Regions from separate parts of the Mus musculus genome. Here all the other regions are linked to region 1. Evidence: chromatin loops called from intact Hi-C (ENCODE). Cell type or tissue: heart. All regions are shown on one strand. Links, peaks and the distances in the headings refer to the core of each region. The heading gives the core; the rest is flanking DNA. Region 1 overlaps Tnfsf4 (tumor necrosis factor (ligand) superfamily, member 4). Region 2 overlaps Tnfsf18 (tumor necrosis factor (ligand) superfamily, member 18). Region 3 holds the start of Tnfsf18 (tumor necrosis factor (ligand) superfamily, member 18).

The links. Hi-C counts contacts between places; a loop is a spot of excess contacts. Peaks named below come from ENCODE experiments on the same cell type or tissue, not always from the same donor. Only the 100,000 strongest peaks of a DNase experiment are listed, where the experiment ranks them.
Region 2: a loop joins it to region 1, with 2.8 times the contacts of the local background. A loop is called at or near these places in 8 of 42 quality-filtered maps.
Region 3: it touches region 1 in a loop (2.5-fold over the local background); 8 of 42 quality-filtered maps call a loop at or near these places.

Annotation. Positions count from the first base shown.
Region 1 is chr1:161,395,492-161,406,146 of GRCm38, forward strand. It overlaps Tnfsf4 (tumor necrosis factor (ligand) superfamily, member 4), which reads left to right. Exons shown (of 3, transcript NM_009452.2): 1 at 1-252. The coding sequence starts at 91. Among named protein-coding and RNA genes, the nearest start is that of Tnfsf4, 5.4 kb to the left of the region's middle. In heart, for the core only: a CTCF peak has its summit at 4,829 (motif pointing right); a DNase peak (open chromatin) is centred at 4,810.
Region 2 is chr1:161,502,612-161,513,266 of GRCm38, forward strand. Tnfsf18 (tumor necrosis factor (ligand) superfamily, member 18) reads left to right here. Exons shown (of 3, transcript NM_183391.3): 3 at 841-2,679. The coding sequence ends at 1,193. Among named protein-coding and RNA genes, the nearest start is that of Tnfsf18, 13 kb to the left of the region's middle. In heart, for the core only: no CTCF peak of the experiment used is centred there; a DNase peak (open chromatin) is centred at 5,260.
Region 3 is chr1:161,488,227-161,498,881 of GRCm38, forward strand. It overlaps Tnfsf18 (tumor necrosis factor (ligand) superfamily, member 18), which reads left to right and starts at 6,431. Exons shown (of 3, transcript NM_183391.3): 1 at 6,431-6,621. The coding sequence starts at 6,487. In heart, for the core only: no CTCF peak of the experiment used is centred there; a DNase peak (open chromatin) is centred at 6,305.

The DNA of each region.
Region 1 (10,655 bases), core at 1,376-9,375:
TTTGCCCTTATTGGCTCCTTTGTGGTGAAGAGCAGTCTTCCCCCAGGTTCCCCGCCACAGCTGTATCTCCTCTGCACCCCGACTGCAGAGATGGAAGGGGAAGGGGTTCAACCCCTGGATGAGAATCTGGAAAACGGATCAAGGCCAAGATTCAAGTGGAAGAAGACGCTAAGGCTGGTGGTCTCTGGGATCAAGGGAGCAGGGATGCTTCTGTGCTTCATCTATGTCTGCCTGCAACTCTCTTCCTCTCCGGTAAGATGCACCAGTGGGCGCTGCTTTTCCTCCAGCTCTGGCTGAGCGCCAACTGCAACAGCTGCAGTCACCTGTAAAGGATCTAATGGTAAAACTGTTCAGTCCCTGCCCCTGCCACCAAGAGATTGTAAAGTGTGGTCAAATATCCTTTGGTGTCTCCTTTCCTTCCTATTTTAACAGTAGCAGTGCTAGGGTGGAGTAAAGGGCAGAGGGGCCCTGCTTCTAATGGTTTTTGTTTGTTTGTTTTGCAAGGCAAAATCCCTGATGTATCTTAATGAGCTGTCACCCTGAAGCTTTGGGCTACTGATATTTCTCTATCCATCCTGGTAGTAATGTGTCTGATCGGGGAATCAGTATAAAAGAAAGACAAATAACGGACCCGTTTTACTTCCCACCGCGTTCATGAGTCTGCAGATATTCAAGGGGATCTGGTTCTTAAATTTTTTTTTGAAGGTTTCAGGATTAAGTCCTTTCCTATCACCGACCTGCAGCAATGTGTGTGCACATTTGTTGGCTCAGCCGTTTACATCAATCACTTAATCTCATAGTTTTGTTTGCTCGTATGTTCTTTAAGTGTTCAACCGCAGGTCTCCCCAGAATTCCATGTTGGATCTGGCCTCATAATTCTTGTTTCCATAGTGGTTGCTTTATGTCAGCAAATCCATGGTGGATGACAGACAGAATGGAAGGTCTTTTTCATGGCCATATCAGAGACACAGCTACGTCAAATTAAACCAGGATACGACGAGCAGTCCGGGCAAAGGCCTGGGCATGTCTCTGTGTACAGGAAGTGCGGTTTTGATAACTAGAAGCTGTTGGGAGCGTATGTGTTCTCGAGGGCTGAACCTTGTACTGTGCTTGTCCCTTGGGCCGGCAAACTGGTGTGGGGCTCAAGCCTGCTTGGCCAATTAGAGCAGCAGCAGCCCGGTCCTCTTCTCTCCACTCCACATAGCTCTCTGTGTAGGGCGGTGGATGGAAATTTTGTAGGCACTTTGGGGGAGAAGGTGCTAGGGTAGAGTAATTTGTTCACGGTAGGATGTCTAAGACACAGACCGGAATCAGGCTTTTTAAAGAAAGCAAACAGAGTAACCAAAAATAGACCAGCTGCGAGCCTTGGATAGGTCTGGGAGTCTTGAGACTTTTCAAACAACCACAGGGCCGTGTGTTTCCTCACTCGGTGGGATGAGAAGGACCTAAGACCCCAGTCTAGGGTAACAAGGCACATAGAGTATCAGGCAGGGGCAGGAGAGAGCAAAAAGTGAAACACGGGGTGAGCCGCTGGTGTCTGGGACCTCCGTGGACATTCTCCCCCAGGCATGGTAAGAATTCGGGTCCTTTCTTCAAGTCATCCAGAAACTGCGGCAGATGTGGGAAGTAAAGCCAAAGCCAAAGGCACTCAGGTCTTTGAGGTAAGAGCAGTCTATGAGGGAATTTGTTTTCTGTGGTCTTGGCTCGAAATGGAATCAAAAGCAGGAGATATGAATTGGACACTGATTCCTCATGAAATAAGCAACCTGGTTGCTCTTGATAGAGAAGATTTGGGAGCTTGTCTAAGTCAAAGTTTTACATTGTTCTCAGACCTGGGCAGTGCAATGGACGAGTATATTTAATCTGACGTATTAAGGGGGGTCGATAATAGGCAGTATGTATTTTTTCCCTGGAACTTGGTCAAATTGAATGGATAGAGACAAGACCAGAAGGAGGAAGACACTTTCTTTGACAAAGGAACTGGTAACCTTTAAAACATGAATGTTTGGCGTTATGGTTGGGGGTGGACCAGGTGGTGAGGTTGATGCAAGGAGACCTGTCCTGGGAGACATATGTTGAAGTGAGGTGTCAGGGGAAGTGAACTGCCATGCTTATAAGGCCTATACCCAGCGAGGTTTTTCTTTTGTAGGGAAACTATTTTGAAGAGAATCTCATTACTTTCCTTTCTCCTTATTTCTTTGCTTTACTTTTTTAGCCTTGATTTCCTACATTCAAGGTTCCAGCTTCTAAACTCTACCAGGCAGTCACATTTTCCTTTGAAGTTTACGTAGCAACAATAATGACCGAGTTAGATTTTATTGACATACGGGAGAAACAGCTTTGTTTTTGCAGTTTGCCCCTCCCCCACTCCCCCACCCAAAGACAGCCTGTACCCACATCTTCTGCAGTTTATGTGTTTCTTTGGGACTTGGTTTTCTCATCAGTAACAGGGGATGGGTTGTAGGAAATGGACAGCTCTTTCTGCTCATTAGCTAATGAGCATGCCATCTAAAAGAACAGGCTTGGGGGTGTGTGTGTGTGAAGGAACAGAAATGTACGTTAGCAGATTTTTGTGCCTATAGGTGCAGATTTCTTGGCTCTTAAGACTGGCCTGGAAGAATCATATTTTCATGAGTATTCTTTGAATACCTAATTTGTTCTCCTTGTAGTTCATGAAGTAGCTTGCTTAGAATGAGGAAGAGACGGGGCTGGAGAGATGGCTCAGCAGTTAGGAGCACTGACTGCTCTTCCAGAGGTCCTGAGTTCAATTCCCAGCAACCACATGGTGGCTCACAACCATCTGTAATGGGATCTGATGCCCTCTTCTTGAGTGTCTAAAGACAGCTACAGTGTGCACTCATATACATAAAATAAATAAATCTTAAAGAAAAAGAACGAGGAAAGACACAAACACTTTAGAATATCACTGGTTCGAATTATAAAATGGAATTCTGCTGCTGCTGCTGCTGCCGCCTCATGTGCATCAGACATTACCCTGGGGTACCCTGTAAAGTGCCAGGCTTCTAGTCTTTCCTGGGACTTTAACTGGGAAGCAGTAGGCAGAGGGGAAGTTGGTCTAGGAGGTGAGAAGGAGCTCTTTGTTTTTATTATTTTGAATGTGGCGTTTGTGGGTGTGCATATGTTTATGTGTAGGAACTTGCTTTTGTGTACATGGCTGCATGTGTATTTGCAATTGTGTGTGGAGGCCTGAGAGCAACCTCTAATGTCATCCTCAGCAATGCATCACCCTCTCTTTAAGATGACATTGCTCGTTGGTCTAGGGTGCACCAATGAGGCTAGACTGTCTGGTGATTGAGACCCAGAGATCCCCCAGTCTCTGCCTTCACAGGACCAGGGTCCCAAGCACACACTCTTATGTCTGGCATCTTAAAGAGGGTCCTGGGAGCTCATTTTAGGGTATCATATTTTCTACACAAATACTTTATCATCTGAGCTATCTCCCCAGCTGTAAGTTATATGTGTGTGTCCCCGTGCTGTCGAAGTCTTCCAAGCTTCATGTCACCTTGACCATGACCTTGTATAGTTAAGGACTTTTTCCTTAGCAAACCCTAACTTCTTGTCTCTTGTTTCTGTTAGGAAAAGCAGAAGTGGTCTGTGTCAAGAGTTAGAATTCAGTCTCTTGGTGATGTTTTGTATTATAAAACTCCAACTTTTGTTGTTGTTGTCATTGTTAAATACTGGAAAGAGGAATTTGGCCAGGCAGTGGTGGCGCACGCGTTTAATCCCAGCACTCGGGAGGCAGAGGCAGGTGAATTTCTGAGTTCAAGGCCAGCCTGGTCTACAGAATGAGTTCCAGGACAGCCAGGGCTACACAGAGAAACCCTGTCTCAAAAAACAAACAGACAGACAGACAGACAAAAGAAAGAAAGAGAAATTTGCCTTGAATCTTGGTTTACAATTAAACATCTACATGTGATCTACCACATCTTTTTTATTAATTATTCAATCATATACATAAAATAACTTCAAATTTGAGTAGAATTTACTTTCTCTGAGCAAGTCTTTGAGATTTAAAAAAGGAACACTTGGACTGTTGGACTAATTCATCGTGAAGGATCTGGAGGCTCTGATGGTGGATGTGAATGAAATGTTCCAGAGACCCTAGGCTGCTGAGCAGATATCAGCTACAGTATTTTATGAGAAAACAAAAACCCAAAGATGGTAGGTAAACTGCTCATGATCACCTACCTACTTAATTAACCGGGTGATTTTGACTTTTGCACTCGATCTTATCAGTTAAAGCAACCTTACATCAGTCCTGAATGCTTCTTTTGTATAGGGTATTGTTTGAAGCTTCAGAATAAAAACTGCACTGGAGGTTTCTTTAAAAAAAACTCTTTAAATTAATGGTCAAGAATTGAGATGAGGCAAAAAGATGACAGATATGTGTGGGGGTTCTCAGGGGACAGTGGAAAGAGGAACGGAGGGAGAAGGGGTTAAGATGTCTGAGCATATGCGTGGAGAGTCAAGGGGCTGATGGAAGAGATATGATATTCAGCTGATGTTAAAGTTGAGAGTGGAATTCCCTCCACAGACAGGAGGGATGGGGATGGGTAGGCAGAATAGCAAATCATCCAACATGGTTGAAACTGAGCGTTCAGAGAGAAGGGGGTAGGGGTAGGAGATGAAGCTGAAGATCTAGGCAGGCGCGAATGGCAAAAGATCTTGTGAACCATTCTGGGAAACTTGATTTATTCTATTCTATGCCAAAGGCAGCAGTTACCAACAAGGATGCTTCTCCACATTTTCCGTTTTTGCATGGGATCTAAAGATGGGCAGTACAGAAGTCAACCTAATTTCACCTGGCGCTAGGGGGCACCACTGTAAAACTAACCGTCCTCTTATGTCTCAAGGCAGCTTGCCCACATTCTCCTTAACTGAATTCATTTAGTAACCTCTTTTGATCTAAAAGGAAATCAATTTCTCATTGGGAACCAAGTGCTCATTTCCACAGATGAGGACGAGCACTATTTGGCAATATTAATCTTCTTCACACAGTAATGGTATTTTCTAAATGAAACTTAGGTATATGTATATTCTGACTGGAGTCTTTATGATAGGATAGCATACTGTGGATGGAATTATGTTTAAAAACATTACATACAAATATATATATAAACACAAATATACACCTGACCTATGGATATGATCTCCCTATTTATCTCTGTTGAGTGTTGCTCCCAGCTATTAGCACTGAGCAGACCCAGTCTTGCCAAGGGGCTAGCAACCCTGCCTTGATTATTCCTTTCCTTTTGGTGACAATTACCTCTGTGCCCTACACTGTCCAAGAACATGCCATTTTCTTCCCACTTCATGGGTTTTGTGTTCCTGGAAAATGAGCATTAATCCTTTGTGATCATGTGAGTCAAAGGAGCCATGGGGAGTGTTATGAGTTAACACGTGAAAACACAATGACAACATACAGCATGCTTCCCTCTCTATAGTCACTGGTGAGATAAACAGAAGAATTACTGTGAAATTGGAATCTCTAACATCCCATGCTTGGCTGGTTTTGATACTTTTCAAATAAAGGAGTGAAAATACTTCATTATATAGAAATACAGAAAATCATCTTAGACTTTGGGGCCAGGCATTAAGGTACAAATACACAGGGAACCAGGAACCAGAAGTCCAGCTGTTCTTAGGCTATTAGCTTCGTGTTCCCGAGCAAATTCACTGTGTGTTGGATTTTTGAAGTTGGAACTTGTTTGGGAGGTTCACAAACGTGAGTACTGAGTTTTGTAAAAGCTAAAGTTATTATTGCTATTCATGGGCATATTTTCATAACCACACAGAGGCATCACTTTTACTTTGTTGTGTGTGTGTGTGTGTGTGTGTGTGTGCACCAATGCTGACAATCAACTATACCTCTTAACTCAGCAGGCATAATATGTAAGGTCTATGGCTTCATAGACCTGATTTCTATATTGGAAATTTGGGAATTAAAATAATCCACCTAAAAATAGTTCTATTTCTAATTTTTTAAAAACACAGGTTTCTAATTAAGAGTTGTTTATGCTATAGTAGAGAATAAAAGAAGACAGAAGGGGAGACTTTATGAAGTCATGAAGTGTTATTAGGTTCAATGTCTGGTTAAAATGGTTCGAAAAAAATCTAGAATTCAGGGTTGGAGAGATGGCTTAGTGGATAAGAGTGCTTATCACCATATTGAGGACCTCATTTGGTTCCCACCCATATCAAGTGGGCTCTCAGTCACTGTAATTCAGGTTTCAAGGGATCTGACACCTTCCTCTGGCCTCTGTAGGCACATGCACACAACTCAGGCAGACACATTCCTTTAAATGAACAAATAAGTTAATATTTTTAAAACTATTAAAGTTACAGGATTAAAATACACAGAACAGGCTATTTCTATTGACCTTTAGTCACATCTTCCACTTCTCCAGAGACTTGGCCGTCAGACAGCAGAAAATCATATCTATGAGAAGCATGGGTTCCGACTCACACTATTGGAAACATATGTAACCCGAGTCACTGATTTCTTCTTAGGAGAGCCTTTATTCTGAAATGGCTCATAGGTGGGTTAATTTGTATGTATTTATTTGACTTTGATAACATTTTAAAGTCTTTCCATGGACTAACAAATATAGAAATAGAGACCCCCCACTTTAATTATTTCCATACTGTTTAATACGCCTTATGGATCAAAGCCCTCATTACCAAGTATAACATTGTGTTGGTGGGAAATTGAGGGCTCTGGTAAGTTTAAGTGATGTACACTGAAGGCTAGGCTTCCCTGCAGACAGCAACAACATGAGCCTGGAATCCAGGATAAGTAGTCAGACAAGGTTCCTGATATTATAAATTTTAGGTTAATATTATAAATGAAAAAGAAACATCAATATAGTCAGCATGGGAGGGAAATAATGCCCTTCAGCACTGTAAAATAAATTGCAAAACGTGTCTTACAGTTTAGCAATAAGGTATTCAGAATTATTTGTGTGTTAGGTACTTCATGCTTGCAGATTCTAAGACTCCTGAAGATATTACCGTGTGAGGTACAATAAAGACTGGGAAAATCAGAGTTCTTGAGATCAGAGTGGACACGGGGAGAGGGTGTTGAGTGCTGTCACTTGTGACAATGTCCCTCAATTTGGCCTATTTTTTCCCCTACTGCTGGCTTTTCTTCTTTACTGTGTCCTTGGAGGTAGGTAGAAATGATATGGTTGTGCTATTAAATGCTTGGGAAATCTGAAGCAAGTGGCTTGTCAAGGTTTGCACAGAGAGATCAGGGCTGGGATGAAGGTCAAAATCCCAATCTTGCCTCTTTCTGTGACACTTGTCCGTGACACTTGTCCGTGATCTCTGAACTTTTAAGAATGCTCCTGGCTGATTTAAAACTATACTTTTCTATCTGACATTACTTGCCTTTGAAGAAAGATTGGAGGATTTATGCTCTGTCACAGAAGAAAGACTTAACAGCTACGTACACAAAACGTGCATAACATGGTTAATGCAGCTTTAACAATTACATAATACCTTACAGGATCCTTTCAGAAAACACACCATTGCCTGCCTGACATGCTCTGATAGAGAGAGAAGCTGATCTGCATCCATTTTTCCAGTCCTCCTCTTTCTCCTCCTCTTTTTCTTTTTAAACAGGAAGGAGACTGGACTATATAATTGTTTAAGTCTTTTCAGTTCTATTAGACACCAATTCAAGTAGTTAATGAGATGCTATGTTGTGTGTTTCTACACTTCTTGCAAGTACATTCTATTGTTCCGTGGTTTGCCATCTGTAGCTAATTATCACAATCTGGGTGGCTTAACACAACAGGAATTGATTCTCACAGCTCTGAAGGCCAGAGGTACTGGAAAGGTCATGCTCTCACAGATGCTTTAGGCAAGAATCCTTCCTGATTCCTCTCATTTTGGGTGGTTCCTTAAAATCCTCATGTTCTTTGGTTTCACGCCAGCCTCTGCCCCCATTATCACATGGCAACCTTCTCCTCTCTGTGGAGCCTCTCTTTTTTTTTTGAAGGGTACCAGTCATATTGGATTTAGGACCCACCCTAATCCTGTTGATGTCATTTTGACTATTCATATTTGTGAAAACTCTCAACAGATCTATTTCCAAATAAGGGCATATTCTTAGCTTTATGCATTTGAAGAACATGCTATTCAACCCAAGTGATACCATTTATTCATTTTTTAAAAAAATTAGTTTTCATGGAGCATGGGTTTCCTGTCAGGCATTTAGGAGAAAATGGTGAACAAGACAGATATGGCCCTCCTGTTCTGATAGTGCTTGTAACCAGTAAGATGAAGTTAAAGGAGAATAGTAGGGCATATGACAAGCTTGGCAGACATTAGTAAGGAATTACACATGCCTTGCTGTCAGTTGGGTTTTGAAAAGTGTGGAGGAGGGCTGGTGAGATGGCTCAGCGGGTAAAAGCACTGACTGCTCTTCTGAAGGTCCTCCTGAGTTCAAATCCCAGCAACCACATAATGGCTCTCAACCACCTGTAATGAGACCTGACACCCTCTTCTAGTGTCTAAAGACAGCTATAGTCTACTTACATAAAAATAAAAAAAAAAAGAAAGAAAGAAAAGTGCGGAAGAACCTTTCCTCTTGCCTTACACAATTGTCTTCTATTAATTGGCTGAAAAGTTTTAGTTGAAAATCCGTTGTCCACCAGCATTTTCCCAGTGCTGTAACCTGATGATTGCACCCTTCACCAATCTCATTTTCCCTTGGAGCAAGTGCGGGGAGGTCAGCCTCATGCAAATGAGCCTAGGAGCCTTGCTGAACCAGGCACAACCTTGAGTGTCCCTCAATTAGTAGAGGAAACTTTCCTGCTGGGGAGGAAAAGGCCTGCTGCTGCTTTTCTCACATCAGATGGGTCTGTGTAAAGATCTGTGGTCCAGAAGGTCTTCTTGTCACATAATGCATGTGGATTACTCTTTGGTGATGTGATTTGATGAGCTTCTGCAATGGAGTTGTCATTAGGCACTGCAGCGCCATCATTTTAATTGAAGTTGGACATCAAGATGAGGATAGTAAAAGTCCAGAAAGGGAAAAAAGCTTGTTCTAGACTCAGTAAAGAAACCAGGAAGTGCTACTGCTAGTCTGACGCCCAGTCCACTCAACTAGGTCGCCTTTTAAGGCAGTAGTTGTAGTCTGTGTTAGCTACTTTGTGAGTTCTTTCTTCCACCCCTTCAATCCCCTAACATTAGTTAGGAGAGAAAAAAGAAAAGAAAAGAAAGGGGTTGACATTATCATTAGACTACCTCCTGCTGATTAGGGACATCAAGTTCCTTGGGACAAGTTTGATCTCCGGTGTTAGGATATCTAATTTCTTCTCTATACATGGCTACTTAACAAACCATGAGTGACAACAACAAAGAACAACCAACAACCCACACAACCAACCAACAACCCACCCTGCCACTCAAGGCCCTCGATTTTTATATCTTCTGAAAAGTCCCCAGAGTTCTCAACATCACACAATTGCAGAAACTATGGGCCACTGACAAAATCATGCTCTTGCTAAAGCACAGGGAAAATCATAATCACCTGCTGTGGACAATCTAAAGCACATACCCCCAAACCCGGGATTAACATGGAAATACAGTCTTATAATATTTCTGTGTTTTTTTTTTAAAGAAAGCAAAATTCCAAAATTGTCACTACAAGTGGTCCCTTCTTCTTATGTAGTAAATGAGACTAGAAGTGGGTAACTTCCTGTAGAAGCCACCAGTGATAGGACTTCCAGTGCTTTCCTTACACTCAAAAATGACCAAGACAATTTAACAACCATGATTGGACCTAGGCCAGCAGCTATATAAAAGCTGACATTGTCATTGTGCATTGCCCATGATTGTTGAAATTGGCTATCTTGGTCAGCAAATATTTGATTACTGAGTGCCATTATGTTTGAGAACTGATAGAAATATGGTGACATGGTGGGTACATTGTCAACTTACTCTTCCAGTTGCTTAGACACTAAACTAGTGCAAGAATATTTTTAGTGAATACCTTCTCAATCACTGAGGGGAGGAAGGGAGAAATGTTTCAGTAGATCCCTTTGTCAGTGTTAATCAAGGAATTCTGTAGCTAACTTGGAGTGGGAAATTCTAGTACAAGAACATGCTGCTTTTGAAGATATTCAAAGAATTAGTGTGTTAGATGAGCCTTATACTTTTTTTTATGCTTTTTATTGTTCAGGTGGAATGCATATCTCTGGCTGTTTTTGTTGTTTAGTTGAAAAATCTGAGATCACTCTTAGAAACCCGAGACAATGAAACCACAGTCCATGTTCTCTGGGATAGAAATTGGTGAGTTTCTCTATGGAGCCACATGCAACCACCACTAAGTAGCCTTACAAGAAGACAGGAAATGGTTAAAAGAAAGGCCACTAGATTATCAGCAGGCAGTATAGTGGGGAAGAAGGCAAAACTGAGTTAAAGAGAGGTTACACAAAAAATGTGCTGACACACGTATTCAGGGTGAGCATGTTTCAGAAAACAATTAATGTAGCTTCTCTCTGGGTTCACAAAAGTCAATCAACTTTTTTTTTTTTTTTTTAATTAAGGTTTTCAAAGCCACTGCCTTTGTCTCTACGAGAATATAGCTAGGGGCACATTTTTATGAACATTGAAGATGGCCAAGT
Region 2 (10,655 bases), core at 1,524-9,523, 110 kb after region 1:
TAGTTACAATTAAATACATATATATTAATTAAATTAATTTATAGCAGTAAATAATTGGAAATAAGCTAGATAATGTTATGTTAAGTTGAAAGTGACACAGAGAATCATATTTTAGATACAAAGCATCAAAATCAGAAATACAGACCTGTCAATCAATTTAGAGCTAATTACTGATACTGAGCTGGGAAGATTATTTGAACTCAGCAATTTGAGCCCAGACAGCAATACAGCAAGACTCCCATATCAAAATAAAAGAAAAGTTTGTTGAGCACACACAATTCTGCTAGCTTATTTAGGTGATGAGAATATAGCAATTGGAAAAAATGGAGAATACTTATTATCAAAGACACCACACTCAAGTAGATGTGAGACACTAGAAAAATGGCCAAATTAATTGATAACATACTTCTTGCTAACACCTTACATGAAGAAAATTACAGCAATGCAGAGCACGGTAGTCAGAGGAGAACAATGCTGAGTGTTGATTGTCTATGTAATGTGTTATTGGCAAAGCACCATAGAGTAAACAGTATTTGAATAAGAAAGATATGGGGACGCCTAGATTATAAGCGGTTCTTATTCTAGTCTTGTGTGATTTGTCTCTCCATTCCACTCCCTTCCTCATTCATATTACCTGAGATGAGATACAGAGTTATTAAGATCTGAAGCCTCTCAAAAACAGAGAGATAGTTTATTCTCTCAATAGATTCGAAATATGGTCTGGGAAAAGTAGTATATATAGTCCAGGTAAAGAAGCCACCTGAAGGCAGTAAAACATATAGAGGATGGAATAGTCATGGAAACATGATCTTTTTCTTCCTCTTTTTCAATTTCTTATAGAACTATCATCCTCAAAATGGCACATGACATCTCCCAAACCTCACTGTGTGAATACGACATCTGATGGGAAGCTGAAGATACTGCAGAGTGGCACATATTTAATCTACGGCCAAGTGATTCCTGTGGATAAGAAATACATAAAAGACAATGCCCCCTTCGTAGTACAGATATATAAAAAGAATGATGTCCTACAAACTCTAATGAATGATTTTCAAATCTTGCCTATAGGAGGGGTTTATGAACTGCATGCTGGAGATAACATATATCTGAAGTTCAACTCTAAAGACCATATTCAGAAAACTAACACATACTGGGGGATCATCTTAATGCCTGATCTACCATTCATCTCTTAGAGATTGGGTTTGGTCTCCTCATCTTCTTCTTTGTATCCCGAGATGCTGGTGGGTGGGTTGGAGGGGGATGATTGATGGCAATGCACACAGTTTGTGAGGGCTTACAAATTGACACAATCAGAGCCTCTTGGCATATAAAATTTTAGCCCTCATATCTGTCTGAAGAGGACTCAGCAAATGGGCCAATCCCTAATGTTGGGTCTGCAAATGGACTTGTACAATCCATGATAAAAAGGAGTATGGGCCACAGAAGACAGAAACTCTTCCAAAGAATGTCTTTCTAACCTTGATCCCTGGGTAGAATGAGATCCTGTTTCCATGGGAGTCTTACTTGGCTTGCAAAAAAGGGTGTAGGGCAGTAGCTTGGCCTTTTTTCCATCATAATTTCCTTGAGCTGTTTTACCTTAATCCCTCCAAACTCTCACCTTCTGAGAGCCTCCTAATGAAACATTGTTAGACTGGTGGGGTGGCCAAGACATGCCAACAACACCCTTCTTTAGAGGTGGTGTTTTTAGAGGACAGAGAACATTATGAAGCCTAGAGCAGCAGAGGTCAAGATGCCACGAAATGGAATTGATCTGGGAATTTTTTTTTTTTTTCATTCTCAGGATGCAGGTTCATTCTGAACTTTCCCCTAGGCCTTCATTGCTTTTGTGTGTATGTGTGCATAAATTCTGCAAATAGAAAAATGAGAGTTTGCACCAGTACTCACTAGATTTAACACCAGAAAGTGGTACTTTTCTGGCTGTATTATGCCATGATAGCACATTTTCTGTTGGTGTTCCCTAACTGACAAGTATAACAGTTTTCCTAAACCACACAACAATGCTATGATGTTAATGGGGTAGATATTTTTGGAAAAAAATTGCACAGTGAGAACATGGGTAGATGAACCCTAAGACTCTTACCTCAATTCAGAACTCGCAAGGAGTTAAGTGAGTGGGGTCTTCATTAGACCATTCACATGGTCTCTGCTTTGAAACTGGCGTTGCTACTGTCTCATTATACATCACTAAAATGGAATTAACTCAACTTTGAAATGGATGCATCGACTTTACCCCAAGGTGTCCAGAATGAAGCTACAAGACTTTTACCAGCAGTCATTTTCCTTTTGCCTGGAGCAAGAAGATCCAGGATACTGTTGGAAGAGTTCATCTCACTCAACCATGCTGACTTTCCAAAGTAATAATGAACATTTGTGTTCAAATTTTGGATTCTGTTAAATTTAGCCAGCTTGTGAGTTCTTGTCGAAAAGTATTTTAAACCAATTTACACTATTTATGGGTATTTGTGAAAAGCTATATAGTGATATTTTATATATAACTAATTTAAAATATTTTTATTTTATGTAACAAAAATACTATAGGCTAAGCTATTTCTTCTTATTTTTTTATGAATACTTGCTGAATTGCCATAGGGCACAAAGACTCTTCTGTTTGCATATCTTCTCAGGAAATTAAAATTGTATCACATGTATTTATAAGAATCTGTTAGTGTTGTTATTTGTTGTGTTGTAAGCACCACTGTTGGGATAGGCTACCACTACTTCATAGGAACCAATTACTTAATTTTTAGGAATTTTGTAGTTTGAGAATTTTTATACTATGGAGATTGGCAAACATTACAAACCAGAACATTTCTTTCGGAAAACTGGCTCACTAGGACACCATTCTTCGTAAAAGTTCCTCTCCCTCTCCCTTTCCCTCTCCCTCTCTCCCTGTCCCTGTCCCTGTCCCCGTCCCCGTCCACATCCACGTCCCCGTCCCCGTCCCCCTCCCCCTCTCCCTCCCCCTCCCTCTCCTCCCTCTCCTCCCTCTCCCTTCCTCTCCCTCCCCCCTCCCCCTCCCTATTCCTCTCCCTCTCCCTCCCTCCCCTCCCTCCTCCTCCCACCCTCTCTGTGTATGTGTTATGTTGTTTGTATGTATTGCATGCAATTATTTAGGTGTGCACATGTATGTGTTGTGCGAGAGCCTGTGCAAGTGTGTATGTGCTTGTGGGTGTGGCACTGAGTGTCTTCCTTAGTTCCTCTACCCCTTAATCTTTGAGACGTGGTGATCTCTCCCTGAACCCAGAGTTCATCTATTTGGCTTGGCCTGCCCACCATTTGGCTCTAAGGATCTAGCTATTGCTGCTCACCAGCCACAGTTCTCAGATTACAGGTGTGTGCCGCTATGCCTGGATATCACATGGATTTTGGAGATCTAAACTTAGGTCCTTATACTTACATAGCAGGCATGCTATCCACAGAGTTATTTCTGGAACTTAATGATGTCATTCTGTCCCTGTCTTATTCTTAGGACAATCAAGGCAGATAGAAAACGAAAAAAATGATATTGCCACATACCCAGCAAAGGCCCAACAGAATTGTGATTTTTTTTTAAGTACCAGTGGGATTCAGACAGAGGGATAGCTAGCAACATATAGCATCTGAATTTCTTCCAATGTTATCATTTCAGCTTTTGCGTTCAATGTATACTCAACTCTTTTTCTCTATTTTAAAACTACAATAAAATATGTATTTATAATTGTACTGCAATTGATTTGTCTTTGGGTTATAGTCAAGTTAGTGATTTAAAGAGCACAAAATTACATCAGAGAAATCCTTTCCCATACAGACACATCCTGGCAAGTGTTAGAACTTGCAAAAGTGAGAGCTAGCTGCAGTTTGTGTTGGCTCCAGCCTCCTCCTTTCCTGATGAGTCAGACAGTTCGTTTCTCACTTCTATCCTTCTCAGATATTCCACCCTGCCCAGACTCACCCATCTAAGACCTGGCTCACACTAATAGCGCTCTCCCTTCCACTTTCCCTCATCCAAGCTATAACAAGTATGACAGTACTGTGGATGCGCGTTTGCTTCTGTAGATAGCACTTAGTTGAAAAGTGATGCAACCACTGTCCTGCTTTAACCAAGCAAGTTCCTTAGGTAAAATGCATCTGAACACCTTGGAGGTGAGATGCTTGCCTTTCTTGTCCTTTCCCAATGAGGAAAAAAGGGTATCAATCAACAAAGCTGAACACAACAGAACACTAGTAAAAAAAAAAAAACACAGAAACCATTACTTTTAGTTTTTTGATTGTTAAAGAAAATCAGAGAAGCATTCTTACCTGTGTCTTTAAGTACACTGTTTTATTAGAAGAAATATTTTTTTTCTAGAGATGACATGAAACCCATAGTACCATGTCCATACTGAATGTCCTAGACAGCAAGGTACAGAGTACTTCCTTCATCCCATTTAAACCTCTTGGTTTCTGATACAAATCAACAACTATTTGGAGTTCAAAAAAGTTATGTCAAAGACCCAGAAATATTGAGGAGTCTTGTAGTGTTTGTAAAAATACACCAGAAGGTTATGCCATATGCCTCTGAAGACTTTAGAAATGCTTGGCAACAGAGAAATGAAAATTCAACATACGAAATACATTAAAGTACACTCCTCATCCTTTGGATAGCACAGCCAGCATGGGAATCTTCAACTTCAGAGCACAGGATAATTGTTCTCACTCTGCTCTTTTGCAGTCCAGGGCCCCTCTAGCGATAGTATATATTTCTCTCAGGGCTTTGAAAACCATTTTCACTCAGATACATCAATTTCCGGGAAACAAGGCTGGTTTAGCTTCCTACAGCTTACTAGAAACACAGAGAGCCTTATAAACTTCTCTCCTTGTCTTTGTGCTACGCTTCTTAGCTGACTGGCCGGTCTCTGAAAGAAATGTGATAAACTCAAGTCCAGAGTTTAGTGGCGCCTTCTTCAGAGTCCTTATTATCTGCGTAATGAACCAAATAAGTGGTTCATAACAATGAGTGCTAGGGCTGACATAGCATTCCTTGTGCATCCTGGATAATGATGGCCCCCATTCCTCTTTGCTTACTCTCTCCCACCCCATCCCCTGTAGCTCTAAAATAGTCTCCTCTCTTGTCAACAAAAACTGGTCTCAGAACATAGTTAAAGCAATTAAGGAGAGGAAATTTGTAGGCTTTCTTGTACTAAAGGGAAGTGGCCTAATGGCCTACCTTGCCTTATTCGTCAAACAACAAAATACTATTTTAAACTGCCTGGGACCGTTGCCCAGAAAAGCAGTCAAGGCCCAATGACTCATCCCAGGAACAGCATCAGAGATTTACAGATTGAGGTCAAGATTCTGTAACATATTCATCCCAGGAGGATTGAAAACAGCAGGTGACCAACTCCTCAGATTCGTCTGCAGTCTACAGAAAAGGGTTTCTAGAAGCAAGGTCTGAGAACCAGTTTTCACAGTGCTGACACCTAGCTTATATTTATTAAAGCCACATTGAAAAAAAACCACTGATTAGGAGCACAACATTGAATCTCAGATGAACATTTTCATTTTTTTTTAGCTATTCCCCTCCAAAGTCAAAGTTTCTACACAAATAAGCAAAATAAATATAAAAACCCAAAGATGGCCATGTTCATGAGCCTTCATAACCCATCTCTCATCACAAAGACGAGAATCTGTGAATCTGTGAATCTGAATGGAAGTCCTGGCCTCCAGTGTTCACAACCTAATGCTAACTTATAGCTTGAATATTGACAGCCTAAAGCATATGAACCTTGCTACACTCAATACCACATTATCTACTTATAGTCTGTTAAACGCTAAATACATTTCTTTAATCCAGGATGTTCCCCTCCACTTCATATTTGCAAATACAACTTATATGGAATAAAAAGGAACACCACGGCTCCTTATACCTAGATTGGGTCTCTTAATGTTGTCCATAGTCTTCATTGACCTTTGTCCTTTACACATCTAATCAGTTAGGAAGTCGCAAACATGCATATGCCCCCCTTCTCTCTTTCTACCCCTCCCCTTAAATAGAATCTGACCTCTTTTCTGTGCCAAAATGATTATTTGAATAACTTCATAACTAACTTTGTAGTTATTCAAGCCTATTATTCTGTGAAGCTACATGCAGTAGGAGAGTTACCCTGAAAAATCAAAGAAGTTCAGAACTAAAAACATCTTATACAAAAACAAGTAATTGTTCTTGGTAACCCAAAATGTGATTGTAGGATCTTATTACTAAAGATACCACACACCTTAGTCACAGGGCATGCATAAATGAAGTTGATACTAAGAATCTTTCTCCATGCTAGATAGCTTTTGAAGTATGGGGGCAAGCACAAACAGTCTTGCTTAGCTGTGAACTCTGTGAGTTACAGTAGTGATCAACATGGTAAGATATTACCATGGGTGAAATAGGAGCATGAATGAGGGTATCCATCTCCTTTCTGATCATATTTATGGCATATTCCACAAGGATAAGGAGATATATGCTTAATACTATTAATCTGGATTAGAATCCATAATTGGGGAGCTCATAAGCCCCAGGTGTGAACTTACTATTAATATTTGCTAAATGGACTTACTATTAAATTATTCTATAAACTCATGTCTCTATATGTATAGATTAGTGAAGCTCTCAGACAGCATGGTGTAGTGGACAGCAGTTAGTGCAGAAACTTTACAACTGGTTAAACTACAGAGAACAAGCCGCAGTAGAGTACTCAGCCACAAATGGGACATCTATGTCAAATTCCCTTCCCTCAAGGCTCAGGGGCCATTATAGAAGAAGAGGAAGAAAGATCGTAAGATCTAGAAGTTGGGGAGGACCAGGTTGCAATACTGTCTTCCGGACTTGATAGGGCTTCTTATAAATTCACAACAGCTGCAGTTGCCTACACAAGATCAAGCCAGTCGACATTTCAGGACAGAAGGGGTAGGTGCTCACAAGAAGCTGACGACTACTTGGTGAAAGAGAATCAATTTTCCTTAAGGGCACAGTCTTTGGTAAAGCCACATGCTTTAGTGGATGGCTCCATACCCATGAATATATGAGAAGCACAAAATTTACTCAGTTGGTTATTTTTTAAAAAAAAAGGAAAAAAAAAAGGGCATACAGTTGGAAGAGGGTTCAGGTGTGGGGGAGTAGTTTGGGGAGGAGATAGAAGGAGGAGTGTGAAGAGCATTGATAAAAGCAGTGTATTAAAAATACAATCTAAAAATATCTCACTTAAAAATGAAAAACCTGACACATGGTGATGGTAAATACAATGTAAGAATAGGGATCTCTTCCATCTTTCTCTCTGCACTTCTTGGAAGCCGGACAATTTTTGGGTCAAAGTTTTTGTACATTGGTTCATGTTCTTATCCCTCCACAGGGAGTCCTGCCTGGCTACAAGAGGTGGCTATGTCAGGCTCTATATCTCCCACTGTTAGGAGTCTCAGCTAAGAGTCACCTACATAGGCCTCCTGGAGCCTCCCCTATGCAAGGTCTCTGGCATGTCCTAGAGATGTACTCTCCCCCACCCCCAGCCCTCAGGAATGGCCAAATAACTGGATCAACTTGAGACCCATCACATGGGCAAGAAACAATCCCTGACACGATTAATGATACTGTTATGCTTGCAGACAGGGGCCTAGCATAACTGTCCTCTGAAAGATTCCACCCAGCAGCTGAACAAAACTGTTGCAAAGAACCATAGCCAAAGACTAGATGGAACTCAGGAAGTCTTGTGGAAGAGTTGGGGGAAGGATTGAGGGCCCTGAAGGTGATAGGGACTCCGCAAGATCAACAGAGTCAACTAACATGGACTTTTGGGGGTCCCAGAGATTGAACCACCATCCAAAGAGCATACATTAGTTGGACCATGCCCCCTCAATTTCCAAACATATGTAGCAAATATTCAGCTTGATCTTCATGTGGGGGGCTGCAACAGCTGAAGTGTGGGAGGGGTTATGGGGCAGGCTGTCCCTGACTGTGTTACCTGCCTGCCAATTCTGAACCTCTAAATGGGTTGCCTTGTCTGGCTTCAGTAGAAGAGAATGTTCCTAGCCCTGCAGTGACTTGCTATGCTAGTGCTAGGGTGGGTTGGTACCTAACAGAGGACAAGGGGGTCCTCTTTTTCAGAGGAAAGGGGAGAGCAGAAGGAGCTATGTGAGGAGGGGTTGGGAAGAGAGGAAAGGGCTAAGATTGGCATGTAAAGTGAATAAAATATAAAGTCAAAGAAGAAGAAAAGAAGGAGGAGGAAAGAGAAGAAAAACAAGAATAGGAATTTGGATCACCAAATGCTAGCCCAATTTTTTTTTTCTATCAGATCACCAAAAACAATGTGTAAAAGGAGATGCTTGGGTTTTATGTAATAAAAAATAAAAGTTAGGTCTCCAGACAGAGTGTGAGAGATGTATCCTCAGGGCCTCATAAAAGGAGTCAGAGGAGATAATGGGTGGGACTGATGCTGGAGAGCAAGGAGGTCAAATCCCAAGAACGATTTTGTTTTGCTACTGGGAAAGTTAGCTTTAGATTCTTAAAGCTTGATTTTACCCGATTTATGTAGACGATGGATGAGACGGGCAGGGCAAGACTACGTAAAAGGTCATTAAGATCTCCTAGGTAAGGAATGGTCTTCAGGAGTAGAGTGATGGAGAGGTGGGCAGCTCTGCTACAGATGCAACAGAAACAAACAAAAAGAAAAGAAAACAAAATATACCCCCAGACCCAATGTGGATCTCAGGCAATAAGAAACAGCAAAGTAATTTACTCTCTCTCATTTATCACAAAAATCTGTTTCATTTTGGATATCTTTGTTTTGATAATCAATAGATAGCATTATTTTAACCAAAATAACCAGAGACTACTTGAAGTTTTGGCAGTTCTAATAGGGTCAGAAGTCATTTCCAAAAATCATTATAGTGTTTTAAAAATTCATCAAAGGAAAAATACACGAAGAAAAAGTCTCAGTTCTGAACATCCATTCCTCAAACGCAAGAGCACCCACATTTGTAAAAGAAATTTTACTAAAGCTCAAAACACACATTGAACCCCACACAATAATAGTGGGAGAGACTCCAACACCCACTCTCACCAATGGACAGTTCATCGAAAAAGAAACTAAACAGTGAAACTAATAGAGGTTATGGACCAAATGGATTTAACAGCTATATACAGAACATTTCACCCTAAAACAAAGGAATATACCTTCTTCTCAGCACCTCATGGTACCTTCTCCAAAACTGACCATATAGTCAGTCACAAACAAGCCTCCACAGATACACAAAGATAGAAATGATCCCACGCATCTTATCAGATCACCAAGGACTAAGGCTAGACTTCAATAACAAATCAAAATCAGTTCAAATACTACCCCTTGGATCCTTCTGCCTATCACAGCCAATCAGACTTAGTGCCAGTGTTTGTATGTGACTATGGTGCTGAATATTTATTCATATTCTACTAAATAGCTGCAAAACATCCATTTTTCCTAATTTGTTATAATATCTTCTAGAACATAAACACACTTTGATTTGGCTTCTCAGGCTAGTTCCTCATGTGTGCATGCCACTAAGCTGTTGGTATACACATAGTCCTATTACTTTACAGGAATGCCAGTTAATGGTAATATTTACTTGTTCTATCTATCTCTACAAATTTTCTTTCACATGACACCAAAACATGTGCTCAAACAGGAAATGTGTGTGGGGTCTGAATTGACTTGTTATTAGTAAACTTGTTCTGGTCCAAACATAGCACCACTTCCTTTTTTAATGTCAAGATTCTTTCAAACATTCTCTTTTGAAATCTTGCTATGACTAAGACCAAATATTTTTGTTCATAGCATGTATAATTATAAGATAGATCATATTTTTGAAAGATTACCATATACTAGATAGTCTGCATTTTTCTGCGCAATACCTTGTGTTAATTACCTTTCCTGTTGTTTTGAAAAAAAATACCTGACAAATGCAACTTGAGGAAGGAAGATTGGGGTTCAGTCCTAGGATATGAAGTTCATCATGTCCAGAAAGACATGGTAGATGCAGTAGGAAGAGCTGGTCACATTGTATCCACAGTCAGAAAGCAGAGAGTAATTTTTTCTTTTCTTTTTTATTAGATATTTTCTTTATTTACATTTCAAATGTTATCCCCTTTTCTAGTTTCCCCTCTGAAAACCCCCTTTCCCCTCCCCCTCCCCCTGCTCACCAACCCACCCACTCCTGCTTCCTGGTCCTGGCTTTCCCCTACACTGGGGCATATAACCTTCACAGGCTCAAGGGCCCCTCCTCCCATTGATGACCAATTAGGCCATCCTCTGCTGCATATGCAGCTAGAGCCATGAGTCCCATCATGTGTTTTCTTTGGTTGGTGGTTTAGTCCAAGGGAGCTCTGGGGGTACTGGTTAGTTCATATTGTTGTTCCTTCTATGGGGCTGCAAACCCCTTCAGCTCCTTGGGTATGTTCTTTAGCTCCTTCATTGAGGACCCTGTGCTCAATACAATGGATGGCTGTGAGCATCCACTCCTGTATTTGTCAGGCACTGGCAGAGCCTCTCAGGAGACAGCTATATCAGGCTCCTCCTGTCAGCAAGCTCTTATTGGCATCTGCAATAGTGTCTGGTTTTAGTGGTTGTTTATGGGATGGGTCCCTAGGTGGGGCAGTCTCT
Region 3 (10,655 bases), core at 1,626-9,625, 93 kb after region 1:
TTTATAGAAACACAACTCAGGGTGGAACATTGCACACTGAGAACATACTGCTGCTTCTACCCTGGACCTGTTATGCCATCATTTGAAGTGTGAACTTGGAAGATGTTCCTCGAGTGAAGAGATAAATATTAGGTTAAGAAAAACTTCCCCAAACTCCTTTCCAGAGATGACTAAGGAACCCCAGGAGAGTGGGGGAAAATAATTGGTCCCGGGAATTTTAAAGTCTTTTACTTCAACTAGGTTGACAGATAAAATATGTAATTTTCTGTACTTGCCCAATTAAATATGCCCAATTTAAATATGTTTAATAGAAATGGATTTATTACATCATCTAAGGTAGTGTTTTATAGTTTCATAGTAGCTAGTATTACATCATATTGCAAAATGGGAAGAGCTACTCTAAGTATTAATTATGAGAAGGAAACTTTCTCTCTCATTAAAGGATGTTTAAAAAGTGCATCTCCCACAGTCAGGATATTGGCATAATGACTGACATAGTGGATTCAGGCCTCAGAGCAGAGTCAGGAACTTGCAACCTCACATGTTCATTCTAGAAGATTCATAGAAGAGCAGATGTTTAAAGAAATAAAGGCTTCCATGGAAATTGGACAGTGGAACTGTTACTTAGTAACTGTACTTGGGATAATAAAACATACACAGATATCAAAAACAGGGGTGAGGGCAAGAACTCTAAAAAAGTTTACATGAAAAGATTAGACAAAGAAAGACAATGTGGAGCATAGAAACAACTCTCCAAAGGAAGAGATTAGAACAGTTTGATCTTATCCAGCTGTGAATCCTGCAGTTAAATGGCTTGCCAGGGAAGATATACCTTCCTAGTGCAATAGTGGAGTGAGTGCTGTCATGGAAAGCAACCACTTTCTACATTGGATTTGAAGAGGCAACTCATGCATTTGGATTTGAAGAGGCAACTCATGCATTTGTTCTGTTAATATCAAGAGTTCATAGGCCTGGCCAGATACCTGATACTATTGTTTTGCTAAAGGATCCTGTCTAACTGCCTTCTAAATACTCATGATAATACTTATGGATTAGTGCTATGTAAAACCTCCATCAGAAAAGCTTCTTTCTATACAGACAGCAGTTAATGTAGGAACCCCTGTCTGGCCAAATTGCTAAGAGTAAGTGATGGTAGAATCCTAAATGGGACAGCCAACGTCTACTCTCTCCAAAGACTCAGGGAACATCATGGAAGAGGGGGTGGAGAGAAAGCCAGAGGATGGAGAGATGTACACAATGTCCTCAGAACATCACATATCTATTGAATTCACACTCACTGCAGATGTGCTTTTCTGCACAAGATTGTGTCTGGAGGAGCCCTGAGAGGTCATACCCCTTCCAAGGAAGGGACTGTTGGGAATTAAAAGTTTTGGAGATATTAGGTGTCATTTTCTTCATTAGTGTAGCCATGATAAATTGTCCTTGCTCCAGAAAATTAAACCTGACCGCCCCCCGCCCCCCACAGGTCGAGAAATGCTCATTAACTCTGTGGACCGCACACAAACAAAAAGAAGTTGAGAAAATAAGAGGGAATTTATTGAGAAGTGGCCCAGAGAGAAAGAAACTGAGACAAGACAGGGGAATGGGGAAATGAAAATGACAAAGTTCATTAGATAAATGTATGAAACTGCCAAACAACTAAGAAGTATGGTTTGAATGAAAATAATGCTTAGAACACCTCAGCTAGGACTATATTTAGCTCTTTAGAAAAGATGTTCTGAGGATTGTTATCAGGAACTTTATATAACAGAATTATTGTATGCATACATCTTCACATATAGATACACGTATCTATATATAGATGAACATTTATATTTACTTATACGTAGTGAATTGTTTACTAGCTAGCCTCTTTGTATTGGTGCGAGGTGATCAAACTCAGGGCTTTGTATAGATTAGGCAAACACTCTGCCACCGACTGGGCTACATACTTTGTTTAATAATTATTTTTATAGAGTAGACATTTATCAACCATATAGTTCTTGTCTTAAAATTACATGATTAATTGATTAATTAATTATGTAATAGTGTCTCCTCTCCTCTCCTTTCCTCTCCTTTCCTCTCCTTTCCTCTCCTTTCCTCACCTTCCTTCCCTCGCCTCCCCTCTCCTCCCCTCTCCTCTTATTTCTTCTCCTCTCTCCATAGCCCCTCCTCTCTTCCTCTCTCTATACCTTCCCCTACCCTTCTCTCTTTCCTCTCTTCTTTTCCATTTTCCCCTCCTCTTCTCTATTCCGTATGTTATTACATCCATTTATTTGTCTCAGATGTGCCATATTTGAGAAAACGTGGTAAGAAATACTCTCATCTCTAGAGTAGTTTATGTCCTGTGCATCATTCCTCACTAAGTTCTGACTTAGTATATACTTCTGATTGAATGTGAGAAATTCTACACTATCAACAAGAACAAAATAAAAATAAACAGTTGTAAAAGGAGATTGGACCAAAGTTTGTAGATCAAGTAACACAGGAGTGAGGAGAAACCTGGATTGATGCTCTGTCACAGATATTACACATTTGCCACCCTATGTATCTAGTAGAGAGAGAATCTCACTATGAGAGTTCTGGTTCAACAGATGAAGATTCAATTCCTCTTCTACTTGTATAAGCTAATGAACTATCCTTCTAAGTATCAGCTTGATCATTTTTATAGAGGACCACTAAACAAAGGGTTGCTTAATGTTCAAATGTAATGACTCTGCACAGAGTGGATGTCTAATATGTTTTAGTGTTACCTAATCTATAACTGAATTACAACTACACATCTATACAATTAATTCATTCTCAATTTAAGACAGTAATGAATATAGTTATATTATTTGATTGAGTGCTTCTCAGATCCCTTTCTTTCAACTTGAAAAAAAAAAGATTTTTTCCTAACATTTTCTTTTAATTTAATTTCTAATATTTATAGGTATCTCTTAACATATTCCTTAGGTTTTATTTTTCCTTCAGGGGAAAAAGCATTTTCCTTTCTTCTGCCAAGATGACTATTCCTAACCTACCTTTTCAATTATTTCAACTCACCTAGATTTTTTTTTTATTTTTACTGTCTTTATGTAATATCCATATGGGTACAGATCTCCCTCTCTGCGTGTGTGATTCTAGTGTGCTTGGGTGGTAAATTCTTTGGTAACTGTGATTTAAACATTCTCCTAATCTCCATGCAACTAGGTCTATATTGGAGGGTTTGAAGGGATAAAAAGGAAGGAATATATCATATAACTATATTATATCTCAAAAACAAAAGAAAAATTAGATTTGGTAGTTGGATTTTAAGATTGTTTAAATTTTCATTTACAAATACCTAAGCCAAAAGAGTCCCAAATTAAGTCAAATATTGGATTTGGTATTTGTTTGCCTTTGTTGAGTCCTGAGATGTCACAAAATATTCTTTCTGGTTTATGCTAACAAGGCACCAGGTATGATTCAAAACTTGAGAATGCCAAAATCCTTCCCTAGTGTCTCCTGTGCTGACTTGAACTTTCATCATTTCTGAGTCCTGTTGAATGGAAAGAAGCTGTGGAATGTACATTCTTCTCAAGATAACTGTGTCAATTTTCTTTAGATACTGTCATAAAGCTAAAATAAGAATACACCCAAGCCCAACCTTCTCCGAAGGTGGATTTGGAGTTTTACTTGGACCAGTTCCTCATGAGAATGCATCTCTATGGAGGTGAGTAAGCAGAAGTTCCGTCTAACGTTTGGACAGGAGACAAGAAAGGAGCAGATGGGATGGATGAGCGAGAAAGAAAGCGCTCTGCTTCTCAGTGGTGGGTGTGAAACAGGCCCGAGAGTTACAGCAAAAGTGTTCTTCCTCAAGAGTCAATTTCTCATTCACCTCTGTGTTGTAGTATTTAGTCCGAAGTCATGGAAATATCTGATGTATTGAAGAATTAGCTTTGCATTATCATCTTCCTCAAGAGTAGCTCATTTTCAAGACACAATAGGGTCAAGTTGAAATTTTGACAACTCAGTAGGAAATACTGCCCAAAATAGTGTGAAACCAAGACAGATCTGGCTTTGTTACAAAATGCTATGTTCTCTGGACTGTGATTTCCACTGCATCAGCTGCTAGGGGTTTGAGGAACTCCCAACCTCTAGCAACCTTAGCTTCTCTTTTCAAAGGATGCTAAATCTGTTTTTTTCTACCTAAAAAAAAAATTGCTTTTTTTTTTAGATTAAAACAATAGTTTCTCCACAATACTTCCATTTAAATTAACTTCAGTTGAGATATTTTCTATGAAAAAATAATAAGGAATATTCATTCTTTTCTAGGATTTTATCATTGAGTTAATCTGAACACTTGTAAAGAGGGCAGGGACAAGCTATACTAAACCTTATAAAATGTTTTATATAAACAAAACTTTGTACATTTAATGCATGCTTAAAGAAATTTACTAACATGCCATATAACAAGTTAGGGCTGAGCTATCCTGGGCAATGCTATCATTGGATGTGTCTAGATTAAAACTCCACAAGGTTTCTAGCAAATGATTCTGGCATTCTATAAGACAGGTAATATTTTTGTTTTAACTGATGAGCAGGCTTATGTATAAAGAACAAGGGACTTCTTCATTTTTGTGCTTAATTTGTATTGTGATAGCAGGAGGAAAAAGCTTATATTTGTGGGTGAAGGTCAGAGTATAAGCTGAGGTTGGGGACAAGGTACCGGAAATACCTTTTAAATGATAGGCCATTTAAAAGGGAAATAACTTTTATTTTATTTTATCCTATTTTATTGTATTAGATATTTTCTTTATTTACATTTTGAATGTTATCCCCTTTCCTGGTCTCCCTCCAAAAACCCCCTCTTCTTATCCCCTCCCCCTCTCCCTGCTCACCAACCCACTCCCACTCCCACTTTCTGGCCCTGGCATTCCCCTACACTGGGACATTGAGCCTTCACAGGACCAAGGCCTCTTCCTCCATTAATGACTGACTAGGCCATCCTCTGCTCCATATGTAGCTGGAGCTATGAGTCCCACCATGTGTACTCTTTGGATGGTGGTTTAGTCTCTGGGAGCTCTGGGGGTACTGGTTAATTCATATTGTTGTTCCTCCTGTGGAGCTGTAAACCCTTCAACTCCTTGGGTCCTTTCTCTAGCTCCTTCATTTGGGACCCTGGGCTCCTTCCAGTGGATGACTGTAAGCACCCACATCTGTATTTGTCAGGCACTGGCAGAGCTTCTCAGGAGACAGCTATACCAGGCTCCTAGCTGCAAGCACTCACAAACCACATGAAACTCAAAAAGTAAGACCAAAGTGTGGATGCTTCAATCCTTCCTAGAAGGGTGAACAAAATACCCATGGAAAGAGTTATACAAACAAGGTGTGGAACAGAGACTGAAGGAATGACCAGCCAGAGACTGCCCCACCTGGGGATCCATCCCATAGACAATCACCAAACCCAGACACTATTGCGGAAATAACTTTTTAAATGATAGTTTTATTTCTACTCAGTGTTAGAATTGGAATTTGGTTCCAACATGGTCCAAGTTTGAGAAAATTGACCATCATGTTATTTACTAATGTTTGCTAAATTCTAGTAATATATTTGCAGGTCTTTTTAAAAAATATATTTATTTTATATTTATACATTTTTGCCCACATATATGTATGTGTATCATGTGTGTCTGATCCCTTGAGGGTCAGAAGATGGAGTTGGATTCCCCGGCACTGGAGTAATAGGCAGTTGTTAAACACCACACTGTGGCTGGGAACTAGACTTCGATCCTTTGCAAGAGGAACGCATGCTCTTACTTGCCAAGCCATCTCTCCAGCCCCCAGCTGCAGCTTTATTTCAAGTCTATTTCAGAATAAACACATTTTGTAACTGGGAATTGTGTGTGTGTGTGTGTGTGTGTGTGTGTGTGTGATTATAGCTTTGATTTGATGTTTTAAAACTCCCACCTAGGTGCGATTGACAAAACTCGTGTATCTCTAAAATGGTACCTATGTGAAGTCTGCAGTGTGATGACTTCACGAGAACCGTGTTGTTTAAACCACGCATCCTCACTCTTCAGCTCCTCACCTCTCTGACTTACCCAGTCGTTATATCTGCAGTAGGACAAAACTTAGTTTTAGATTTTATTTAGTCTTATAAGTTGTTTTCTTACTTGGAAATAATTTGGAATGCATAGCGTCTTACAGCAGCCGAGGCTGGCTGTGCATGCACACAGTACTTCCTCTTGCTTGAGGAAAGACTTTTTTCCTTCTGAACTTCCCTTGTAGTGGCTTCTGTCCCCCCTCCCGTGTTTCTGTTGGCTCTAAGCCTTCTCATTCCTTTGTATGTTTGGCCTGGTGCCACGATGACAGCGAGTGCTTAGCAGTGTTCCAAAGGAAAACTCCACCTCCTACACCCACGGGGCTAATTACTATAAAACATGACATTGCATCGTTCATCCATCACTTGTGGGTATCTGCTTTCCCCAGTTCTCATTCCATCAGAGAACGAGTTCTAGCCTCATGGAGGAAATGCCTTTGAGAGAATCAAGTCCTCAAAGGGCAGAGAGGTGCAAGAAGTCATGGCTCTTGTGCATAGTGGCTCTGTTACTGATGTTGCTCTGTTCTTTGGGTACACTGATCTATACTTCACTCAAGGTAAGGTGGTCATAGAGTCTACAGCTGCTAATTATATCATATAAAGGTTATTTATTTGTTAGTCTGGTTATTATCACTGCCATTCAGCATTGCTAGAGGTAGTGGGAAGGAAGACATTTGACAGTACAAACAGTGTAAGCAATTTAAGCCTTGTAATGACATGGCTCTTCAAATGTGTTTTTATTCATCGAATGTTTTAAGACAAAAGACACTAGAAAATACTATATATTCTCTGTAGGTGTGAGCTAGATAGAACTACATGTTTAAACTGAGCCTTTAGGTGTCTGTGGAAGTTCTTTTGTCCTTCCTGGGACTCTACTAGAACCTTCTTGATTGGCAAAGAAAAGACCTGAACCATGGTACTAATCTTCGGGTAACCCCAGACAAGCTGTAGTCTCATTGGGGGAAGAGATACAAAACAGTAATGGGGGACAGTGACAGGAAGCAACTGCATGCTGAGGAAGGGCATGGTGTCAAAGTAGAAAAAAAGGAAATCCTGGGTTCCAGTTCTAGATTAGCCTCCCCATAACCAGCTGTGCAAATTTGAGTAAGTTGTATCGTTGTTCTGATTCTAGTTTTTAGGTCTGCAACATGGTGATAAGGGAATGGCTCTGTTTACTTGGCATCCTGCTAGCTGTAATTATAGCGCGCAGTAATTGACCTAGGAGAAGGATAAACCATATAGTTGTGGTTTATGAGGGGAATAACTTTGGGCTTGGGTGACCAGGGAAGGCTTCATGGAGGAGGGAGGAGCACATGTCTGTTTGGGAAGCCCCTGATGGTTATCAGGAATTTCCCATTGAACTCTAGTGTAAATTGTGGGTCTAGATGGGATATGAACTGGAAATGTATATCAATTAGGTTTTTCTAGAAGTGTTCTCTCATACAGAACAGCCAGGGCTGCAGAGAGAGAGAGAGAGAAAAAAAAACAGCAAAAACCAAACCAAAACAAACAGACAAAAAAAAAAAAAAACAACAAAACAAAACAAAACAAAAAAAACCAAAAAAAGCATTGACCAGAAAAGCCAGAAAGGAATCAAATATTAAATAAGACATTATATAATTCAAGGGTTGGCCTATTTATATTAAAATATACTAAATCTTGGGCAGAATTAAATGACGCATAGCTGTGTAAGAAAGGGTTGTGATGTGAGCCCAGGAACATTTTTCTAAAGAGACCAACCAGAGATGGTCTTAAAGGTATGGTTCTATATTGGCAAGATATTGAGAAAAGATGCAGGAGGAAGTAATGCACTGTTGATTCGAGGTTACTTAGTATGGTACTGGCTAAAGACTTACATAGGAGCCCATTAATCTGTAGTCTGTAACTGTACAAATGGATCAAAGGCAGAGGGAGTTCTAACCCCAGCCCCACCCTTCCAAAGAATGAACCAAGACACGAACTTTCTGAAGCAATGAGTGTTGAGAGGACTCTCAGCATTCTCAAGGGTTTAAAGGAGGAAGGCTGAGGATGCATTAAGTTCACACTGAAAGGGCTTTTTCCTCAGGCAAACTTCCTCAAGTCTTATTAATCAGGTGGCTCTGAGCATCAGTGAGTCTAGGTGCCGCTGACTCCTGCTGGTGAGGAGTGGCCGAGGGAAATGCCTTTCCGAGTGACATCTCTTCCCACAATCAAACCTTGGTAATTCATGATTGCTGAAACTTTGATTCCAGGTTGGCCTCTCAAAAGAACACATCCCTTTCAATGAAGGGTTCCTCTTCTAAACGTAAAAGTTATCCCAAATTTAAGGAAGTAAAAAGTTTTGGAGTCTCTTTTCCTGTCAGGATGCTTGGCAGCGTAGTTACTATGGAAACGACACTGGCTTTCAGGGTTAGCTTCAGTATTACACTTCCCTTATTGGCTACAAATAAATGTCTTGAGCAGAGAGATCTGAGTGGCTGGCAGGTGCTGAGTTATTGTGAGGTGGTTGCTTCCACCTTTTCATACTTAAGAACTTAGAAGTTTTTTTTTTCTTTCTTTTTTGATGCAAATCTCCATTTTTAAAAGTCTCTTCTAAAAAAAGAAGACTTCCCTCTTTTTTTTTTTTTTTTTTTTTTATAAATAACCCTCTTATGTTTAAAAGTAAGATATGAAGCTTGGTTTCTTTCAGATTTTTTTTTCTCTCTATCTCCTAGGAGACATCTAGTTAAGAGACTAGACTGGAGCTCAAGGCGGTTGGCCAACTCCTCCATGAAAGCAGCTCACAAAAGTTGTCTCTGAAGCATCCAAATAGTCAGGAAAGTCCCTTTCTTCAGTGAGGAAGGGTGGAATTCCAGAAGGGAAAATGGAATTTGTACAATTGTACTTGCAAACAGACGGAGTAGATTTTCTTTCCAAACATATGAGGTTAGGATTAGCCTGGAGTCTGCCTTGGTCATTCTGAGACAAAACAAGTCAATCTGGTCTTCAACCAAAGTGAGGTTAGAAGACCAACTGATCCTTCTAAATAAAAGCAAAACTAGAGTAAACTGAAAGCTTTGTATGTAGCTTTTCGTAACATCAATTGAATTATAAATAGAAACTGCCCCAGTGAGTCGTAGGGGTGAGAGAGAGAGAGAGAGAGAGAGAGTTTTGAATAAGAGTCTGGTTGAGGATGCCAGCCTTTCTTATCAGCCATATGACCTTGGGCTTATTACTTCATCACCGTGCTCTCATTTCCTCATCTGCAGAAGGAACGTGGTAATTCTTACAGAGTTGCCTTAAGGAATAAGGAGGCAGTAATGTGCCTGACCCTCCTGACTCATGCTAGGCTCTAGATGGCTGTGATTAATATTTATGCCACGGTTACTTATAAGGTTTACAATGAATACAAACAACAAGGTCATTTAAAATATACATGGCTTGTCTGACCTCCCTTCCTCAGTAAAAGACCTCTTCTCTCAACCAAAATGATAATTTTCCAATTATATTTTAACTTATGGCAATAGTTATGGATGAACTCAGTGGCATTTTCTAACTCTAAATAGATATTAAAGCCACTCTAAATAGGCTTTCTGGATGCTTTTCTCTGTCAGTTCATTTGTCTATTGATTTAGATTTTCTGTGTACTTCTTACACATGGTGATAGCTGGAACAAAATCCAAGACATTTGTATTTTGCTGGCTACTTAATTGCTTCCTATGTATGATCATGTCAGTCTAGCTAGATTACAAACTTCCTGAGAGATAACAATTGTACATTAAATGTGTCTTTCTTGCTTAGAATGCTAGTATAATGTTGGGACTATAGGTAATTAAGTTGTTTATTTAACTTGTTTTTATAATCAGCATCATTATCAAAATAGCTGATATTTACTGAGAAGCTTCAGGTAGCCTGTCTGGAGAAACCCTCTCCAAGAATCAGAGTGGTAAAGTAAGAACAAACGGTTTAGTGATTCCCCGCTCTTACTCCCTGCTTAATAGATAAGGAAATTGGAATTCTGGAAGCCCCTGCTATAACCTTGTCAGTCTTTGTGCTGAACTGACTTTGGACATCTCTTTTAAGAAAACCCAAAATGTGGATGAAATAATTGCAAGAGTAGAGTGGGTTTCAGGAAATCCAGTGTCTTTTAGTTTTTAGAGTCATGGCTTCTCCCCTTTTTTATTGCACCGCCTTATTGGTATAAAATGCTCTTATTATAACTTCTAACATATGTATACTAGATAGTATCTCACGTCTGAGTATAAAACCATGTACACAAAAGATGTGTACACACACAAGATGGAAAGTCTAAAAGTTTAATACAGATTTTCCCGTCTAAGTCTATTTTGCTTTAGTTAAGTTGTTAAGTTGTCTATAATATATTAACATTGATGCAAACATAATACAGTAATTGAAATATTGTTTCTTTGGTGCTGATCTCTTAGTCACATTCAGAGCCCTAGTGATTTGATATTATTTGTTTTATTTCCTTAATTTTAGCTTAACATTTTATAATACAGTAACTTGAGATTTATATTCTAATTTATCTTGATTTATGATTTTGACTGTACCAATTGAAAATTACCTTCTTGGACTTGATGTTCACATATAATTTCATGTCTAAAAGCAATGA